Regions from separate parts of the Homo sapiens genome. Here region 1 is linked to region 2. A link is a contact called in ENCODE Hi-C or POLR2A ChIA-PET data. All regions are on one chromosome and are shown on one strand. Each heading gives the region's core, a stretch centred on a gene start or an enhancer-like site at or near the end of the contact. The rest is flanking DNA. Distances are from core to core; before and after follow the strand shown.

Evidence for each region. A loop is a pair of places that touch in the nucleus more often than their neighbours do. ChIA-PET counts read pairs that join two places held with the same protein, here RNA polymerase II (POLR2A). Pooled maps may share reads with other maps.
Region 1: a loop to region 2 is called in a pooled map, with 3 times the contacts of the local background. The contact joins the enhancer-like site here to the promoter of LAPTM4A in region 2. A Hi-C loop is called at or near these places in 1 of 50 pooled maps. POLR2A ChIA-PET finds 5 or more read pairs at or near these places in 4 of 52 experiments (CD8-positive, alpha-beta T cell, Panc1, activated CD4-positive, alpha-beta T cell and 1 more).

The regions. Positions count from the first base shown.
Region 1 is chr2:19,931,284-19,935,616 of GRCh38, forward strand. WDR35 (WD repeat domain 35) reads right to left here. Exons shown (of 27, transcript NM_020779.4): 21 at 4,188-4,320; 22 at 2,118-2,228; 23 at 1,000-1,164; 24 at 1-126. Among named protein-coding and RNA genes, the nearest start is that of TTC32, 31 kb to the left of the region's middle. RefSeq lists an enhancer at 2,195-2,244. Within about 2 kb of position 2,133, at least 6 of the 41 ENCODE cell types and tissues checked have a DNase peak (open chromatin) inside an H3K27ac peak, as active enhancers do; they include Panc1, where a contact is called at or near this core.
Region 2 is chr2:20,049,276-20,053,223 of GRCh38, forward strand. LAPTM4A (lysosomal protein transmembrane 4 alpha) reads right to left here and starts at 2,353. Exons shown (of 7, transcript NM_014713.5): 1 at 2,135-2,353. The coding sequence starts at 2,245. LAPTM4A-DT (LAPTM4A divergent transcript) reads left to right here and starts at 2,862. Exons shown (of 5, transcript NR_187142.1): 1 at 2,862-3,219. RefSeq lists enhancers at 1,489-1,628, 2,164-2,363.

The sequences.
Region 1 (4,333 bases), core at 883-3,382, 120 kb before region 2:
TTTAACTTTTCCTCGCTGGGCATTCTTCATCTGTTCATGGTATTGCTCTATAAGTAAGGCTGACAGTACATAGAGCTTCTTGACACGTAAAGGTTTACTTCCTTTCTTTGCCTCTTCATCTGCAATCTTAAACATTTTTCAAAATTGAGGGAAGTTACTTCTTATCTATATTTGTACAAATACAATCATTTCCAAAACTAACAAATTTGATTCCCTAAAAAAGGAGGAAAATCAGTAAGATGGAATATAAATATCACCTATTTAAGATAAATATTTTAAAACCTATCTTCTTTTCATTAGTACCTATTCGTATTTAGTTCTTTCCTTAGTATTTAGCCCTAGGAGTTGGAATTCAGATCACTCTTAGAAAATGAGAGGTGCTGTTAGATAACTAAATCAGAATAAAGAAAGTATTGATGAAATGCTGGTATTTTCCATAATACAGAGATTTTTAAAATAATGTTCCAAGTACACAAAGATATGATAGTGTTAACATGGTGCATCCTTCAGAAGCTGAAACTTATTTAAATGATTTTAAGAGATATTTTTCCTTTTTCATTAAATCAAATGGGAATAGAATAGAAGGTAAAATGTGTATACATTAATACTGTACTAATTATCTTCCCTCCAAATAAATATTATGTAAAGCGTAATATTTAAAACTTGTACATTTAAAAGAACTTAAAACTCTATTATCAACAAAATTTAATTCCCTGTTGTAGAAATTTGTACTTTGCAGTCTCAGTAATTTCTTTAACTCTTTGTTAACTCCAGTATTCAACATACAATTGTTTAGGTATTAGTAAGTTGCTAATATTAATAAACATCTTTGTTGGTAAAAGGCAATAATACTAAAATAATGTATACAGAAGCAATAAAACCAGAGTGGTTTTGCTGTAATAAATATTTGTTTCCAAAGAAAATGGAGAATATGCTCTTTCATATATTAAAATATTGTGACTGGAACAAATCAACTATTCACCAAGATTTTTACATTACCTTAAACATCAGTTTAGCTGCATCAAAAAAGTAATTGGCTTTCCGATAGAGTTCTATGGCATCAAGAGTTTTATTCTTTTCCAGTAAATGAGATGCATACCTAGCTAACAGAGATCCAATTTCTTTCATACTATGATTTTTAGCCAATTCAACAGCTTTGTTCCACTAGGAGAAAAATTACACCATTCAGTCACCCAAGTATTTACAGTCACATATATCATAAAATTCACACAAGAAAGCTTTAAGTTTATAGTAAAAACACTATTTCAAAATTAAAAACTGGTATGTTTTAAAAATAGCATTTAAAATCACAGCAACATAAGTCCTATAAGCATAAGTCAAAATGATTAAATGATCTCTAAGACTCTGATTTGCTTAAGAAATACATGTGAAAATGAAAGTTTCAAAGTTTATAATCATATTAATCTTGTAATTCTAATCTTACAAAACTTCAAGCAAGAAAGATACACTTGTTTATATGTTATAGTAAAACAAAATATGCAATTTCAGTTGTGAAAATGTCCTATCAGATTTGACATTTAAAAATTATTTTTATAAAGCAAAAGGGGTTTTAAAAAATAAGAAAAATATTAAAAGAATACATTAATAGTCAATAGTTTCTATAATAACGCTGTACTTTTAGTTTAATTTCAGCTCTTAAAAATATCAAATGTATGTTTTCTATAAAGGAAAAGGAAAACAGATTTGCCAAAATAAATATTGATAAAGTAACTCAATTCCTTCCTCAGGCAATGACCAACCATTAACTGGTCCTTCTTTGGAAACAAAACCCAACCCTAACAAAATGCAGAAAATTATGAAATTACTTCCAGACAAAAACTTGCCAGACTAAAAGCACAAGGTTTGTTCATGCTCCCATACTGAGCTGGTTATAAGTGGGTCACCCCTCATGGTAGCACTTTAAGAGGTAAGTGCAACTTTCTTCATCCTCAATTAAGAGAATACCCGCCTGGCTCCTTTCATAAAATTCACGTCAGGCTCTCCAACCCTTACATTGGCAATAATCTTTAAAAGATCACTAGGGTGACTTTAACCTTGCTTTGACTTAAAAATTCCTAAGACAATAAGCTGCACAGACAGAAAGTTTCAGTTCCTACTTGGTTGAGATGTACGCAGGTATCTACTGCTGCCTTTGGTTGACTACATTTCAAAAATGCAGTCACTGCTTGTTCACACATTCCAACTCTGACAAACATTTGTGCTATTTCCTGTACAAACAAAACAATACTATCAGATTTCACAGACCAAGGAAATTACTTATATTTTAATTTAACAAAACTCCGTAGGGACGTATGAGTATTAAATTTACTGGTAGTTACAGATTTTTCTTGTAAACAGACGCAAGGGCAGAGGGTACAAATGAGAATGGATGCTAAGGCATCACTTCTATAAATCCAGAGCTTCACTGGCTCAGGCTGTGGATCTGATTTTTAACGAGGCCCTGAAGACACTGCACTCCTTTCTTATCTCAGTTCAGTAGCTAGTATACAGAAATGTCAAGCTCCAAAACAAATCCCCCACCAGTGGGTGAAAAAAGCCTTTATATCAATTGGTGGTATACTCAGTGCTAATTATTAACTAGAGACTTAAGGGAAATCTCACATTCACAGAGCCCTCAAATACCTCTATAAAGAAATGTCCTAGAGAAGTCTGCCATTAATCAGTTCAGGAAGCTAGACCCAAAACAGAGCTCTCTTGGAAAGTGGTGGCAGCGAGGAAGAACCACCACCACCACCACCACCACCACCACCACCACCACCACCACCACCACAAAAAAAAATCCTACTTGTTCAGCTGCACTGGCCATTTTCAGAACATCATTTTTTTTCTTTCAGAATATCTAATTAGCCAGAGGTTTTCCCTCCCCAACCCTTCTACAATATGTTTGGAAGTATGAAAGTATATTTTATATCCAACTTTTAAAACAATGCTTATATTTTTCTGATTATAAGGGAATACATTCTATCTGTAAAAAAAATTACAAAACATGAAAAAGTGAAATTACTCATAATCTTATCATTCATAAGAAACCTCTCTCAATACTCTGGTGCAATTTCTTAACATCTTTGTCCTTTGAATATATATGTATATGTTTGTGTTGTACACAATCACACAATACACAATTTTGTATCCTGTATTTCCTACTTAAATATTATGTACACCTTCCCATATTATTAAAAATTCTTCTATAACTCTATTTAAAATTTATAATACTAAAATTTTTACTATTTTAGTTATTTAATTATCATTATAGTTATAATTACTTAGCATTTACTCAGGAATATTACTATTCTGGATACCCTACAGCAAAATGTTTATCGGCATCATCAGACACATCTAACAGACAACACTAACGGAGTATACACTCTTCCCTATACCCAGGGTTCTAAGTAATTTCAGTTTCTTTCCTACTCAAGAAAACCCATAGGATTGAAAATAAGGGTGAGTGAAAATACCATTATTACAGAGATAGCCGCTCAAATTCACAATAGGGAAAACTGAATTACCGTAATTCTATACTTATCTATTAACTAATAGGCAAAATTTTTGAAGCAGAACTCACAACTGATATACATCCAGACTCTGCAGTTGAGAGCTGCTAGCTCTACAAGTATTGTACGGCTCAGTGATTCACATATTAAACACATAAAATACAAACTTATTTACAGTATTCAACAATTAATTAAGAGGCTCTAAAAGAACATTTGAAAGCAAGAGAACTCTTTCCATTTCTCTTTTAACTTGAAATACTTTATTGTTAATATAACATAATAAAAGTTGAGCTATCTTTTTAAACTTAAGTTATAGCAAATTTCAAACAATTTCAGATTATTTTGAAGCAAATCCCTAGCAACATATCATTTCATCTGTAAATATTTCATGTATTCAGCTAACATTTAAAAAGTAACTTTATAAATCTTAACAGACTACACAAGACTGTGATCATATTAAAGTAGTAAGAATGTGACTGACTTTTCCTCCTCCATTTTCAAGCATTCTATATTATTTATATATTACTTTATAATTAAAAGCATCATTCCATGTCTAAGAAACTGTAACATTATAGATTTTTAATTTTCTTTATTGTGGGAGATATTTCCTGACTATAACATAAAATTTTATAAAGTAACCTAACAATTCCAAAAACTAAAATTTGCAATACCTACTGGAAGTAACTTGTGGTTTTCTGGAAGTGAAATGGCAAGGTTCTCTAACCCTTCATAATCCTCTAACATATAGTAACATTCAGCTAAGCGTTCCTGGTTCCGTCCTTGTACATAATATTGTACAGCATTCAACCTACAGAAAGAAA
Region 2 (3,948 bases), core at 1,103-3,602:
GTAAATCTCTTAATCAATTTAAGACAGGTCAAACGATTTAAGAAGTTTACAATAAAATGTTTTACACTAATCTGAGAAGTCTATGCAAAGTAAGAACAGCTATGGCATCTTTTTAAAATTGTGAAACTAAAGCATGGTCTTCAGAGGTATGTGAACCCTTCTCACAACAAGGGCTTAAAGTAGGGAACAGATGTAAACTCCTCACTCCCTATTTTGTAAGAATAAGCGCCCGTAATGAAGTTTTTCTCTCTGCATTTTGAGTTTCCTGTTTGTAGTTCCCACTTTATCCTGCTATTCTATTCATTTTCTAGCTGAGCCCACAGCATCAAAAAATCTGCCTGAGAAAAACTGAAAAGAAATACAGCCAATTACATTCGGATGGTTGAAATAGAAATGGTGGTATTCTCTTCTTGAGGAGTTAGGAATCCTTTGTTCTGTGAGTGGAGGGAAGGATCTGAGAAGAAACAGGAAGACTAAGACTGCAGGAGAGAGCCAGGTCGATGGATTCTCTTAGTTAAATAGGAAAGAAAGTCATCTTCTGGGGGTGAGGAAGACGGAATTGAGTAATAGCCTTGAGGATCCTCAAGGTTTGAATTATTCATTTAGGGAAATAGAAGACAGAGCTAAGGACAAACAAAAGAAATGAGACCCAGCCCCTCAGCAAAATGGAGAAGCTATAAAAGGAAGTTAGAAACATAATGCAGCTGATGGTCATTAACTCTATGTTTAGTATTCCAAATCAGTTAAAATACAGAACGAAAGAGTCTCTGAGGGAAAATGTGATATAGTTCTGTCAATAAGGCGGTATTTCCGAATATAAAAGTACAGGAAACATGAAAATAAACTCAGCACAAGCAAACCTACACATTCGTGTTGTTTTTTAAATGTACATCAGAAACAAGACGGTAAAAAACAACAGGGCAGGTAGCAGTCATGTGGAGTCAGGTAGTCCCCCGGGGGTGGGCCATGAAACAGTATCTGCCTCATTTAAGATGATTCTCATCTGGCGTTTGTCCAAATGCTTACTAATGATTTCAAGTCAATGAGTGGGGAGAAGCAGCAAGTACAGAGAAAACAGATTGTGTCTGGGATAACTCTCTTCCTCTTTTGCAGTTAAGTATCAAAAACTGCACAGTATCACCAACGTCACCCACACAACCACATTCGCGAAGTCATTAAAGTGGCCAAGTCGACCATGTAGGAAGTTTGTCACGGCTTCGGCAAAATCATAATAACCTAAAACTACCTAAACTGAATCCCATATTTGGAAGTCATAGACAAGTTAGGTTTAATGTGCATGGATACTATAAATGGTGAATTACAAAAGAAAAAATCACAAACTTATTACTAGTGAATCACCAGGCAACAACAGTGTCAACTTGGTTAGGACAGAATCACACAGATCTTGGAACCCAGGAGATACCGGGGTAGGTGGCCAGGATGGAGAGGGCTCTCAATAAAGGTCTCTGTAAAAACAGCCGGTCGGCTACGAAAAGCACCTACTGCGCAGGGAGGAGGCTGCACCAGGACAAAAGCTGGTCAGGCGTCAACTCAGGCAAAAGCTATCGCCCCCAAGCGATTCTGGAGATGCAAGAGAGGCATGAAACAAAACAAAGTCCAAGAAACGCGGACAACCGGGTTACCGCTGGATCTTTCGCTTTCCCAACGGGAAGACCAATGTCGAAACTAGACTGCGTTTACCAAGGTCCGCTCCTAATTATTTCATTAGAGGAAAAAATTCCAGGGAGCACTGGATAGGAGGAAGGGAGATGCTGCCTTTCAGATCGTAGAAATACAACAAGAACCAAAACAGAGGAATTCCCACCAAATCCTACCACCCTCGTCCCTTCGCCTGCAAAGCCTCTGCTCTCCCAAGCCCGCTTCTCTCCTCAAATTCTTGCCAAAGAACAATCTCCCCATGCTTACCACCGCCCCCCGCTCCCCCGACTCCGATTCCTGAACAAGGTTACTTTCCCAAAGTCCTTGGACTTCATCCAGAGTTGGCGCGCCTTAAAAAGCAGCGCCCCTCCAAGTCCCCGCCCCACCCAACACCCCGTTTCCAGTCTCACCCCCTCCGCACCAGGCCCCGCTCCCCAGGCCCCCCGGACATACGCGCCACGCCTGCCCGCCTTACCATGTACCAGGTCCCCAGGATGATCGTCCCGGTGCGGACATGGCAACAGCCGCAGCACCGGGTGCTGTAGAACCGGTCACTGCGGTTCCGCTTGAAACTCATGGACACCATCGTAACAGGCGGGCCTCCTTCTTGGCCGGGCCCCTGACAAACGTTCTCCACCCGCAGCCAAACTCAAACGGCTGTTTCACGGCCTCCAAAACCCAACGACGCGTCTTCAAACCCGCCCCCGGCTCGTGCCCCTGCCAGCTTCTTCGCGCCTGCGCACTGAGCGCAGCGACTTCGGCTTACCCACCCCTCTTCCTCCACACAGGCCAATGGGGAGCGGAAGGCTGGATGGACCGGACTTCTGATTGGAAGAACTTGGGGATTGACAAGACCTCACGCCCAATTAGAAGTGCAACTCGCCTCAGCGAGTCTCCGCCTGTTACGCGAAGGCAAGGGCTGGTTCTCGGGCCTAGGATAGTTGGGGATAGGTATGTCCCCGTAGTGCACTATTCCCGAGATGAGACCCGCAAGAAAAGAGGCATTTAATGGAAAAAGGGAGACACGAGACAGCGCGGATGGCAGAAAGCGGGCACAAGGGGCTTTTCTGAGCAATGTGTGCCACGTACTGGATGGGAAGCGTCACAGGCTGATAACGTGACCTTTGCGCGCAGCTCAATTATTGCGCGGGCTGGGGGCGGGGCCTGCGGGGAAGGGACAGAGCCAAGCCCAGCCTTGAGCCATCCTCGCCCCTGTGGCGGAAATGGGAGGGTGCCTGGAGGAGTGGAGGGATTGGATTTACACCCTCTTTTCCCTCCGAAGCCTCCTTGGTGGGGGCGAAGAAAGACCATCCAACCCTGCCAAAGGCAAAAGGATTAAGGATAAATGAAAGCAAGATAATGTAGAAGAACTACTTAGCTGCTGGGTTTTTGGAGATGAGTGATTTTTTTTTGTAGGGAGAAATTATGAAACACATTGAAATGGACAAAAAATTACTGAATGTCTTCAATGAAAAAACAGCCATAGTTTGGCACACCGTCCCGGGCATTCTGTTGCTAGAGGGGCTGTCCGCTTTTCTTTGTGGTGCTCTGCACAACTCGGTAAGACCCCTCGTATTGTTATCTTACCCTTCCTTGGGAAAAGCCATTTTGCATCGATTTGTAAATTCATTCCCCAGTCCTGATTCAACAATATAGATGGGTGCTTTAAATTCTGCTTAGAGCTGGTTCTAACAGCTTACTGGTCCCCGGGTTAATGAGTAAATAAATTTTTTACACGTGTTCATTTTGTATTTCTGTGAGACCTGTGACTTCACCGTTAAAAAATGTATTTATCATTTAATGCTTTGGTAAACACACTTCTTTTCAGAGAATAGAAAGGGCTTCCCTTCTGCCAGGGCATATTCTTAGCCAGAGACCACACTGAATTCAGAGTAAAGGTTATTTCTTTGGCATGGCTTCTTTGAACACTGCCTGAAATTATGTATGTATTTGTTGATTATCTCCCCAATAAAATACAAATTTTAGGAGAGCAGAGACTATTCACCACTGAAGGAGTTGTCCATGGAGCTTATTTTCAAACCATCTGGGAAGCAGTAGTTAAGCCCGCCCACGCTAAAGGATGGGGTGTGGCTGGCTAACTCAGAATGAATTATGACATTTCTCTACTTATGTAGGGAGTAGATTATCTTAACCCCGCCCCACAATTTCGTATCCCTTATTTTGTTCTAGGCACAGATCCAATCACTTTATTTTCAATCATTTCATTCCTACAACTAACTGAGATAGGTACTCTTACGTTATTTAACTCTACAGAGAAGTTAAATTACA